Regions from separate parts of the Homo sapiens genome. Here regions 2 and 3 are each linked to region 1. Evidence: chromatin contacts called from ENCODE Hi-C or POLR2A ChIA-PET data. All regions are on one chromosome and are shown on one strand. Each heading gives the region's core, a stretch centred on a gene start or an enhancer-like site at or near the end of the contact. The rest is flanking DNA. Distances are from core to core; before and after follow the strand shown. Region 1 overlaps XYLT1 (xylosyltransferase 1). Region 2 has its middle 400 kb from the start of XYLT1. Region 3 overlaps XYLT1 (xylosyltransferase 1).

Region 1 (3,942 bases), core at 620-3,119:
TTTGAGAGCCAGTTTCACTCTCCCCCCAGGCTGGAATACATTGGTGCAATCTCAGCTCACTGCAACCTCCGCCTCCCAGGTTCAAGCAATTCTCCTGCCTCAGATTTCTGAGTTAGCTGAGACTACAGGTGTGCACCACCACCCCTAGCTATTTTTTGTGTGTGTGTGTTATTGGTAGAGATGGGGTTTTGCCATGTTGACCAGGCTGGTCTCAAACTCCTCACCTCAAGTGATTCACCTGCCTCGGCCTCCCAAAGTACTGGGATTACAGGTGTGAGCCACCACGCCCAGTCCTAGGGGCACCTTCTTCTCCAGGCCATCACTAAGTCGTATATGGATGGTGAGGACAGAAGCAACTAACCCAGTCCCAGAGGAGGAGGCCTTTTAACTCACACTCCAGCAGAGCAGGGGTCTGCATACATTTTCTTAAAGGGCTGGATAGAAATATTTTAAGCTTTTCAGACCAGAAAGTTTCTATTGCAACTATTCACTCTGCTATTGTATCAGGAAAGCAGCCATGGACAATACACAAATGGACAGGTATGGCTGTGTTTCAATAAAACTTTATTTATAAAAAACACAGGCAGTTGTTTGCTGACCTGCTGGGGTGGGAGCCTTGCTGAGGGTCAGCTGCTCTTGGGTACCCCTGCAGATCCGCTGTTCAGGCCCCGACACCTTTTTCCTTGGGAACTGGTAAGAGGCATATTTCAGCCCTCCTTAAAAGGAGGACTAGCAGGGATGCCGCCCATTGCCCCTGTGTTTCCATAGCAACAAGGGCAGCTATATGGAGCCATTACTCTTCTCTGTGGCTTCAGAGGTCAGGGGCCGTGTTGTAGGACATTGGATATGCTTTCAGATTAAGGCCTTGGGAATGAGCTTTAAGCAGAAGCAACATGTTGCAGAAACAATTTGGGGCATTGGTTGAATGATGCATTTGATCATTCGACTGATCAAAGTAACCAGGACCCATTTACCCATGGAGGAGCTGAGTTTGGGGTCCAGCCCTTCTGGAAACATCCATGCCATGCGTGGTCTCCAGAATGACTCCTGATCTTTGTCTTGACCCCAAATGACTTCATCACTTCTGTTCCATGTACACACATGAAGAGCCAAACTCAAGCACAAGAGTGTCGCAAGTTTGCTTTGCTCCAGGACTTAGTGTAAAGTTTATTCTACAAGGGCTGCATTCCTCTTAAAAAAAAAAAAAAAAAATTGCGGCTGGTTTCTTTCCCACAGAATTTACAACGGCTCAGTCTGATTTCTCTTATGGGCATAGATATATGAGCATGTCCTAAAGGCAATGGAATGTATGTAATATCCTACCAATATTTTTCCCTTTATAACTTTATTATATCATTTCCAGCCCTTAAGTAAACCATCACAGCACTTTCAGCTGGAATTTAAACGGGACGCTGGAACAAAATGTTTGTTACCCAGTGGCAAAGACAGTCAAGGAAAGAAACTGACTTGAAAAGGTGTGGTTAATAAGAAGCATTGAGAATCGTAGTCATGGCACTTTAGAGCTTGAAAAAGCCTTGGTTTCTGGTTGGAACATCTCCTATTTCCAGATGGGGAAACTGAGGTCCAGAGAGAGCCATCTTACCAGAGGTTAAACCAGTAGCAAAAGTAGGATGTGAAACTATGGCCCCGGCTTCCAAGTCCGTATGACTCACTCTTCAAAGGCCAGTCTGCTTAGCATGATCTCTCAGTCAAGTTTCTCTTCTGTTTCTCTCCCCTCTTCTCCAGGATGGCTACTTTTCTCATCGGCCGAAAGAGAAAGTGCGAACAGACAGCAACAACGAGAACTCTGTCCCCAAAGACTTTGAGAATGTCGACAACAGCAACTTCGCACCCAGGACTCAAAAGCAGAAGCACCAGCCTGAGTTGGCGAAGAAGCCACCGAGTAGACAGAAGGAGCTTTTGAAAAGGAAGCTGGAACAGCAGGAGAAAGGAAAAGGACATACATTCCCTGGGAAAGGCCCCGGTGAGGTGCTGCCTCCCGGGGACAGAGCCGCAGCCAACAGCAGCCACGGGAAGGATGTGTCCAGACCGCCTCATGCCAGGAAAACTGGGGGCAGCTCCCCCGAGACCAAGTATGACCAGCCCCCTAAGTGTGACATCTCAGGCAAGGAGGCCATCTCTGCCCTGTCCCGTGCTAAGTCCAAGCACTGCCGCCAGGAGATTGGGGAGACTTACTGCCGCCACAAGTTAGGGCTGCTGATGCCTGAGAAGGTGACTCGGTTCTGCCCCCTCGAGGGTAAGTTCCAACCCCGCTGGCTCAGAGAGGGATCTCCTGGCCACTTCCTCCTCCTGCCCAGCCCCATTCTGCTCACCTTCTCAGACCTTCTGAGAAAGGCCACCCTGTTTTCCAAACCCCAGATGAGCACACGAGATCTGATGTGTTCTAGTACTCCCTGAGTGTTGAAGTCTTGTATCAGAAAAATTTTGCAAAATCAGATTACCTTTTGTAGGTGCTTTAACCCATTGCCTTTATGGCAAAGGATGAAATTATAGTGAAATCGGGAGCTGATGTGATGCTGGCAGGAGCCAAGGGAGCTGTATTGATATGGTTTCGTTTCTCTTTCAGTAGAATATTGGGATTAGAATTGATATGAATATTATTGTAATTGATTATGATTTGAGAGGTTTCTAATTGGTTGCATTAACTTCAGAGGCTCTGTAACTTTCCGTTTTCCTTCATCAAAAGTTTCTTTCCCTCTTCTCTTCTCTTTCTTCCTCATATGTTTCCTGTTTCCCTCCTTCTTTCCTTCTCATTCCTTTATTTTCTTTCTCCCTTTTTCCTCCCTTCCTTCCTCATTTTCTTCCTGGTTTGTTTCTCCCTTTCCTTTTCTTCCCTCTTCTCATTCCCTTCCTTATTTTCCTCTCTTCCCCCTTCCTTCTTTCCTATTTCCTTTCTTCCTTATTTTAATTTTCTTTCTCTCTCCTTTCCTCTTTTCTTCCTATTTTCTTTCTTCCCTTCTACATTCCTTCCTGCTTTCTGTCCTCTTCTTTCCTAATTTTTCTCTCCTCCCTCCCTCCTTTCTTCTTTTCCTTCCTTCATTCTTTACTTCCTTCCTTCCTTCCTTCTTTCCACCTTTCCTTGCTCTTTGCTTTTCCCCTCCCTCTTTCCCTTCACTGGCACTCTTTTATGTGCGGATGACCTGATGATAAACCAGCTCTCTTGCTGAGACACGGAGGGATCCAAGCTCTGATCCAGAAATTCACAGGCAGAGTGGAGGGGCCATCTGAAGATGGGGAGTCCAGTTTCACTAGCGCATGTGCAATCGTGCCATTGATGTGTATTTCTTGGTAGTGATTTTCACCTTCTCTAGTGCCCTTGGAAGGGGAATGACAGCAGCCACAGGGGGCTGCTGAGGCTTCGCTGTGTGCTAGACACCGCACCAGGCTCTGTGCAGTCAATTTGTTTATCACATCCAACACTCTCTGAGGCTGATGCTGATGTCATGAGCCCAATTTTTTTCAGATGAGAGATGTAAAATCCCTCTCCCAAGGTCACATGGCCTTTAAGTGATCTTACAAGCTTACTGTTATGGCAGGAAATTTCGGACCCACTCAGAGTAGAGAGAACCCCAATGTACCATCACCCAGCCACGTGGTCGCTGTTTATTGACTCGTGGTCACTGTTGTTTAGGGCACGCCCCCTTCCCTCCCGCTAGCCCCTGCCACCATAGCTTACGATAATCCAGCCTCTGGGAGCACTCTTAAATTTTACTTTTTTCCTTGGAGAAGATATTCTCAAAATGTTTGTGAATTCGTTTGCTCAGTGGTTTTCTCTGTGGAGAGGGCGGATAGCATCCAAAAGGCACCTTCCCACGAAGAGTTGGTGCCACTAGCAACAAACAGAGAGGAATGCATTTGAAATAAACGGGTGTGGATTTCATTCAAGCTCAGCTACCAGCTAACAGGGAGAGTCCTTTCTGC
Region 2 (3,942 bases), core at 696-3,195, 190 kb after region 1:
GGTGTTTAACAAGTTCCTCAGGTGATTTTGATGCACAGACATCTTCTGTGAAATATTCAGAATGGTTTTGGCATGTGTTAGAATTTCTTGCGGGCTTCTCAATGTCTAGCACAGGGCTTTAGGGTTCCCAGTAAGTTATTTTGAGATGGGATGTTTTGTTCACTGATGTAGCCCCAGTGCAGTGCCTGGGACATAGTATGTGCTCAATAATAATTATTATTTTGCTTCAATCGAATGACTGTCCTCTTTGAAGAACTTTATAAAGAGATCACTCATTATTTAAACACAGACAAAGGTAAAGAGAAGCTTGGTTCACAGAGATCATGAAGTTGATGATGATGATGATAGACAGTTACTGAACTAGAATGATTCTGGGGCCCCAATTCTTTACCTCTCTTTGTGTTCACACCCTTACTATAAAAATTTGCAATTACTTCAACAAAAGGGAGGGTATGCTTTCCCAATTCTTGACTTTGGGCTCAACTTCGTGACTTGCTTTGGCCAATGGGATATTAGCAGATATGACATGGGATAGATTTGAAATGCACTTATGTGGTTGGGCATACCCTCTAGTGACTAACATCATCACCGTGAGAAGCACTTTCCCTTCAGCCTGAGTCCCAGAATAATCACAGAGTCATCCTATCCTGCAGCAAAGTAGATGCTTATTCACTGCATGCCACTAAGATTGTGTGGGTGTTTGTTATGCAGCACTGACCAACTCATGATGGTGATGGCAGTGACTTTAATAAATATATCCACCTCCATTTTTACAGAGTAAGTTTTAGTAACACAGAGGAGACACAAACTACAAGGGTCCTGGGTTGTGAGGTCTGACTTGGCTTAAATCCAGGCTCTACAACTTACTGTGAGATTAGGACTCGTCATCCCAATGTCCTCATCTCTAAAATAAGAATAGTGTTTATCTTACAATGTAGTGATGAAGAATACATGAGACGATGCCTATTGGGTGCCTGATGCAGAGTAAGCACTCAACAAAACCAGAAGGCAGGGAGGGAGGGAGGGAAAAAAGGAAGGAGGGAGGGAAGGGGGGGAAAAGCAAAGGGGGAGGGAGGTAAAAAAGGAAGAAGGGAGGGAGGAAGAAAGGGAGGGCCAACAAGAGAAAAGGGGAGGGGAGGGGAGTGGAGGGGAGGGGAAGAGAGGGGAGGAAAGGGGAGGGGAAGGGAGGGGAGGAAAGGGGAGGGGAAGGGAGGGGAGGGGAAGGGGAGGGGATGGGAGGAAAGGGGAGGGGAGGGGATGGGAGGAGAGGGGATGGGAGGAGAGGGGAGGGGAGGTGATGGGAGGAGAGGGGAGGGGAGGGGAGGGGACGGGAGGGGAGGAGCGGGGAGGGGAGGAGCGGGGAGGAGAGGGGAGGGGAGGAACGTGGAGGGGAGGAGCGGGGAGGAGCGTGGAGGGGAGGAGCGGGGAGAGGAGAGGAGAGGAGAGGAGAGGGGAGAGGAGAGGGGAGAGGAGAGGAGAGAGGAGAGGGGAGGGGAGGGAAGGGCAGAGGAGGGGAAAGAGGGGAGAAAAGAAAACATTTTTATGCAAACAGAAAGTTCACCTGCAATTGAGGGCAAAAGTTCACAGCTCACACTTCACCTCCTCTCAGCTCTGTTCACCCAGCCTAGACTCTAAGAAGAATGCCATGCCTTTCTCCCTGCGCCTCCCGAGGCACCCAGCATTTCCAGGAGTCCCACGCCAGGTGTTTCATGCTTTCACAAGGCTCTCTTCCTTTAAAACCTGTTGCCACAGGAATAGAGCTTCCGTACTCACAGTACTGGCAAAAGACCGGCAGAAAGAATAAAGAGGGGAGAAATCCACCCTCCTGTATTCTCGCTGGGAAATTACCCTTAGCCTTTGATATATTAAAATTGAAGAGCTGTAAATGCCGGTTGCCATGGCGACGTTTTGCATGCCATCCTGCGATTGGTGGCGTAAGTTCACTTTCCTTGGGGTGTTGCAGCCTAATTAGCTGTTATTTTTGTCAGTGTGGAGGAACAGCCCACACTTGCGGTTTTTGGCGGTGATTGCAGCCCCTGCAGACTCAGTTAATTTTCACAGACTACAAAGAGAGAAATGACTGGGCCCCAGTCAAATTTATAGTCTCGGAAAAGTTGCCAATGTTTAACTAAGAGTCAGAGAAAATGTTAGAGTACTCCTCAACTACTCTGGCAATTTCGGGGTCTCTAGCAATCGCAAAACTTATTGGGGTTGGATTGGGGATAAAATAAGCAGTAGGGCCCGGCACAGTGGCTCACGCCTGTAATCCCAGCATTTTGGGAGGCTGAGGTGGGCGGATCACAAGGTCAGGAGTTCGAGATCAGCCTGACCAACATGATGAAACCCTGTCTCTACTAAAAATACAAAGATTAGCCAGGCATGGTGGTGAGCGCCTGTAGTCCCAGCTATTCAGGAGGCTGAGGCAAGAGAATCACTTGAACCCGGGAGGCGGAGGCTGCAGTGAGCTGAGATCACACCACTGCGCTCCAGCCTGGGCAATAGAATGAGACTCTGTACCAAAACAAATAAATAAAATAAAATAAGCAGTAGTTAACCCAACCCCAGACTCAGTCCTTTGTTCCTGGTTCCAGCTACCTCTGCCTCTCCCGCCAGACATGCGAGCACTTGTGAGTCTGTCCTCGCTGGAATGTTTAGCGTTGCACCGCCATCTCCTAGATGTGGGTACTACACACTAACAGTATTCAAGCAAGGCTAGCAGGGACATGTGAACGCCATTTATTTGATCCACTTCTCTATCTCCACACCCAAAGATGACATAATTATGCCAGCCCACTTGGTAGATCCAGCCAATTCCCTAAAGACCTCCAGGAAAGGAATTCCATGTTGCCACAAGCCTGAAAACCAGAAAGCTGTCTTGCTGCAATTCAAACCAATTTGTTTGCAATTTTGATTATTAAATGGTCTGAAGTTAACTTTGTATTATAATATGAATTGTTCAACTCAAATTCTTTCTCAATTTTTTTTTAAACTATCTACCATGTGTTTTTGAGAACTGAAGGATTCCTTCTCTCTAGGAAAGAGAGAAGCAGATTTTGCTTTGCTAATAATTTGGGTTTCATTTTTATGACTAAGCTAAGCCCTTCCTGAGGGACTGGTAGTGGGGAGAAATTGACGTGTGTGTGTGCGTGTGTGTGTGTTGAGGGCTCAAGAACATAAAGGATATGGAAGAAACTTGAGGTTAATTTAAAAAGAGGGGAAAAGTAGAAAAAACACTGGATAAAGGCCCTAGATGCCTTGAACCTAATCCCAAAAAGCTGTCTTCAGAGGTATAATGGGCACTGTAAAATCCCTCTTTATCACTCTGCTTCTCTGTGTACCCTTCTTTTGTTTGAAGCGTTTACCCACGTTGTGGCAGAAGCTTAAAACTTTCTTTCCTAGAAGCTTTTGCAGAGAGGGCAGAGGCGTGTGGCCTAGGGTCCACCATTCAGTCATATCTGTGTGAGACTTTTCCTCTAGTTCCCACACAGAATCTATCCCAGAGAGAGGAGCAGTAGGAATGTCCAGCTTCCAGAGATAACAAAGGCAGAGATCCCTGCAATAGCATCCCATACCCAGTGCTGGTTCCCAGAATGCAGTTCCTGGCCCAAGATATCAGTAGTGGGAATTCCACCAGCACAGGGCTTCAGCGATGTCCCTGAATCCACGGCCTCTAAGCCAGGTTTCTCTGGAGATTCTCTGAGTGTCTGCAACAAATATCCTTTAGTAAGAATCTATATGTGTGTGTGTGTGTGTGTGTGTACAAGCATACATGTGTGTGTGTATGAGAGAGAATAGAGAGATTACCAGTGGTTATGGTTTTAAGTAGATGAAACCAGCCCAAGGAGTTCCCTAGAAAGAGAATACACATCAGTTCCCTCATGACCCAGGGTTCCAGCTCTTATCCAAGAGACCACGTTTGGGATTATTTTTGACTTCATAACC
Region 3 (3,942 bases), core at 1,025-3,524, 150 kb before region 1:
TAGCTCTTTGCTTTAATGGCAGCTTATGAAGAAACTACCACCATGAAGGGGGTTATAATGTTATTTTAGCTTTTATTATCAACATCAACAATAGCAACTGATACTTTTGTACAAACTCATATTACAAGTACTATGTTCAGTCCTTGGTTTAAATTGACTTCTGTAAGTTTCACAACTGGCCCATGAGGTGGGTGCTGTTATGAATAATATTCTCAGATGGGAGTTGAATAATTTGCCCAAGGTCTTCCAGCAAGTAAGGGCTGGGGAGCAGGGTTCAGACCCAGGCAGGCAGGTTCGAGGGCCCCGGTTCTTTACTGCTGGATGTGTTAACACACCTGTTTATTAGACCATTGACAGCAATCTGTAAAATATGCAAGAAGCCTGGTGCTAATGAAAGTAATGGCAGGCTGCTGGGCATGGTGGCTCACGCCTGTAATCCCAGCACTTTGGGAGGCTGAGGTGGACAGATGGCTTGAGGTCAAGAGTTTGAGACCAGCCTGGCCAACGTGGTGAAACCCTGTCTCTACTAAAAATACAAAATTAGCCGGGCATGCTGATATACGCCTGCCATCCAAACTATTCAGGAGGCTGAGGCAGGATAATCGCTTGAACCTAGGAGGCAGAGGTTGCAGTGAGCCAAGATCACACCACTCCAGCTTGGGCCGCAGAGTGAGATTCCATCTCAAAAAAAAAAAAAAAAAAAAGTAATGACAGGTGATATGGTTTGGCTGTGTCCCCACCCAGATCTCATCTTGAATTGTAACTCCCACAATTCCCATATGTCGTGGGAGGAACCCAGTGGGAGGTGATTTAATCATGGGGGTGAGTCTTTCCTGCGCTGTTCTCGTGATAGTGAATGAGTCTCATGAGATCTGATGGTTTTGAAAAGGGAAATTTCCCGCACAAGCTCTCTCTTCCCTTGTCTGCTGCCATGTGAGATGTGCTTTTCATCTTCTGCCATGGTTGTGAGGCCTCTCCAGCCACATGGAACTGTGAGACCAATAAACCTCTTTTTGTAAATTGCCCAGTCTCGGATGTGTCTTTATCAGCAACGTGAAAACAAACTATTACAACAGGCAGTGGAGAATCAAAGCTTAATGTACCCGCTTTTCTCTCTATGCACTTATGGCTCTAATACACCTTTTGTATCAATACTTTTGGATTTCCTGAAAGAGCAAGTTATGTGGGGAAACTAGCCTGGTACAGAATCCATTCTGGCAAAAGGGGCAGCCAGCAGCGGTCAAGGATTTGGGTCTGTGCCTGGTGGTGGCAGTGTGAACTCATTAGCAGCAGGGACAGGGTCTGTGCTGGTCAGTGTCCGTGTGGTTGGGACATGATCACCCACAGCAGAGCCTCCACATTTGGCTTTGGTTGTCCAAGCATCCTATACATCATCTTGCATTATTCAGGACATTCTTTTTATGCCTGAACTGGGCAGCATGGAGTCTTTTGTTTGCAACCATAAAACTCGGTCATACACACACCCTAAAAATGTGTCTCAGCTGGGTGTGGTGGCTGACACCTGTAATCCCAGCACTTTGGGAGGGCAAGGCAGGTGGATCACTTGAGGTCAGGAGTTCGAGACCAGCATGGCCAACATGGTGAAACCCCATCTCTACTAAACATACAAAAATTAGTCGGACGTGGTGGCGGGCACCTGTACTCCCAGCTACTCGGGAGGTTGAAGCAGGAGAACCACATGAACCCGATAGGCAGAGGTTGCAGTGAGCCGAGATCACGTCACTGCACTCCAGCCTTGGCAACAGAGTGAGACTCCATCTAAAAAAAAAAAAAAAAAAAAAAGTGTCTCAATACTTCAAAACCAACTTGGGTAATGTTAATGGACTTTCTTTCTCAAATGTGTGGCCACCCCCATCTTTTCTCCTGGCAAAAGGAACTAGGAAGATCGCTGTGGTTCAAGATCAATATTATGCACATCATTGCTGAAATATGCACATCATTGCTGATTGGCTTATGCATGAGGAGCCTGGAGGAACTGTCGAGAAATAGCAGGTCCAAGCTGCTAGGACTTTTGTGTTCTTGGGTCTAATGTGTTTATTTCAGTTCCTCCTTGCCTTCAAACTGCCGGCCTCTCTCAAATCCCTTCTTATTTTCTGCTTTCCAGTAAACTTCAAAATAGAACTGAATTGCAAGTTGGAGCTTGACCTGTTACTCTTTCTAGCGTCGAAGGAGGAGGTTCTGGTACACTTTGGCAGCTTCCTGCTCCTTCTGTTCACTTTTAGAAGGTGGTGGCTCTGAAAAAGGTCTTTGTAATTTGCATCTTTTTTCCCCTGACTAAGGCCTTCTTCGGTTTTGACACGTGTCATTATGGGCACATTGTTTGGACCAGTTTCTAGAGCCTCATTTGGGTTCTCAACGCTGTCTAAATCTGGCCTTTGCGCTCAGAACAGACCTGGGAATGTCACACAAAGTCCTTCTGATGCCACCCCCACCAATATCTAACACTCGTTACTCTTTTTTTTTGTTTTGTTTTGTTTTTTGAGATGGAGTTTCACTCTTGTTGCCCGGGCTGGAGTGTAATGGTGCGATCTCTTGGGTCACCGCAACCTCAGCCTTCTGGGTTCAAGCGATTCTCCTGCCTCAGCCTCCTGAGTAGTTGGGATTATAGGCCTGTGCCAGCACGCCCAGCTAATTTTTGTATTTTTATTACAGATGGGGTTTCTCCATGTTGGTCAGGCTGGTCTCAAACTCCTGACTTCAGGTGATCCGCCGGCCCTGGCCTCCAAAAGTGCTGGGATTATCGGCCTAAGCCACCATCCCCGGCCTATTCTTTTAGCACCTAGAAGCACATCAACCAAGGATATTGTGGTGCTAGGCAACGAGGCTTGAATACACTGGAGGAATTTTTCCAGTTTGAAGCTGGAACTAGTTAGGAAATTTAGGAGTGAGCAATTGTTAAGTATCCAAGCACAAAACTCAGGAGTGAGTCTGAGCCATGAGAAAGCTGATACTGACTTTAGAAGATCAATATTGTGATATTCCCAGGGCTTTGCCTCTTAGATTTCATGAGAATTTATAATATGTTCACACTCAATGATTGCTTACCAAGCGTATGTCACTGCACTTACTTAGCATGCACTTTGAAAAGCAAAACATCATTTATTCCTTAAAAAGAACTCGGTGTTGTACCCATTTTCCAGGGCAGGTGATTGAGGCTCTGAGAGGCTATCATCGTATATTTTGTATTACTATAAAGGAATATCTGATGCTGGGTAGTTTATAAAGAAAGAAAGTTTATTTGGTTTGTGATTCTGATGGCTGGTAAGTTCAAGATTAGGCATCTGCATCTGGCGAGGGCCTCCGACAGCTTCACTCACAGTGGAAGGTGAAGGGGAGTTGGCATGTGCAGATATTACAGGTAAGCAAGAAAGCAAGAGAGAGGGAGGGGAAGGCCAGACTGTTTGTAAACATCCAGCTCTTGCAGAACTAATAGAAGGAGGGTATTGATCTATTCATGAGGGATCCACCCTCAAAACCCAAACACCTCCCATTAGACCCCACCTCCAACACTGGGGATCAAATTTCAACATGCGGTTTGGAGGGGACACACATCTAAGCCATAGCAGAGGCCAAGTTACTTGCTCAGGGGCACATAGCCAGAAGGTAGAAGGCCCTGGGTTAGAATGCAGACCTGCCTGAATCCCAAGGCCATACTCTTCCTTGAACACCATGCAGTGGTTATTTTAGTAGGGGTCACACAGATGGGTGGGGAGCAGGCAGAGAAATAAACAAAGAGACTGAGTGCTGCTGTCTCATGCCTATAATCCCAGCACATGGGAGGCTGAGCAGGAGGATCAGTTGAGCCCAGGAACGCATGTCCATACTGGGCAACATAGCAAGACCCCATCTCTATAAAATATATAGAGGATTTATAATGTGTCCACATTTAGTGATTGCTAACCAAGCGTATGTCACTGGGCT

The links. Hi-C counts contacts between places; a loop is a spot of excess contacts on that map. ChIA-PET counts read pairs that join two places held with the same protein, here RNA polymerase II (POLR2A). Pooled maps may share reads with other maps.
Region 2: a map with no recorded cell type shows a loop between it and region 1 (11-fold over the local background). The contact joins two enhancer-like sites. A Hi-C loop is called at or near these places in 4 of 37 single-sample maps with no recorded cell type and 4 of 50 pooled maps. POLR2A ChIA-PET finds 5 or more read pairs at or near these places in 2 of 52 experiments (Panc1 and activated T-cell).
Region 3: a loop to region 1 is called in a map with no recorded cell type, with 4 times the contacts of the local background. The contact joins two enhancer-like sites. A Hi-C loop is called at or near these places in 1 of 168 maps with a recorded cell type or tissue (GM12878), 4 of 37 single-sample maps with no recorded cell type and 9 of 50 pooled maps. POLR2A ChIA-PET finds 5 or more read pairs at or near these places in 1 of 52 experiments (activated CD4-positive, alpha-beta T cell).

Annotation. Positions count from the first base shown.
Region 1 is chr16:17,257,303-17,261,244 of GRCh38, reverse strand. It overlaps XYLT1 (xylosyltransferase 1), which reads left to right. Exons shown (of 12, transcript NM_022166.4): 3 at 1,747-2,257. Among named protein-coding and RNA genes, the nearest start is that of XYLT1, 210 kb to the left of the region's middle. RefSeq lists enhancers at 1,535-1,934, 2,095-2,144. Within about 2 kb of position 1,869, at least 11 of the 41 ENCODE cell types and tissues checked have a DNase peak (open chromatin) inside an H3K27ac peak, as active enhancers do; they include GM12878, where a contact is called at or near this core.
Region 2 is chr16:17,069,039-17,072,980 of GRCh38, reverse strand. No RefSeq gene overlaps it. Among named protein-coding and RNA genes, the nearest start is that of XYLT1, 400 kb to the left of the region's middle. RefSeq lists an enhancer at 1,576-1,895. Within about 2 kb of position 1,945, at least 10 of the 41 ENCODE cell types and tissues checked have a DNase peak (open chromatin) inside an H3K27ac peak, as active enhancers do.
Region 3 is chr16:17,407,408-17,411,349 of GRCh38, reverse strand. All of the region lies in intron 1 of XYLT1 (xylosyltransferase 1), which reads left to right. Among named protein-coding and RNA genes, the nearest start is that of XYLT1, 62 kb to the left of the region's middle. Within about 2 kb of position 2,274, at least 4 of the 41 ENCODE cell types and tissues checked have a DNase peak (open chromatin) inside an H3K27ac peak, as active enhancers do; they include GM12878, where a contact is called at or near this core.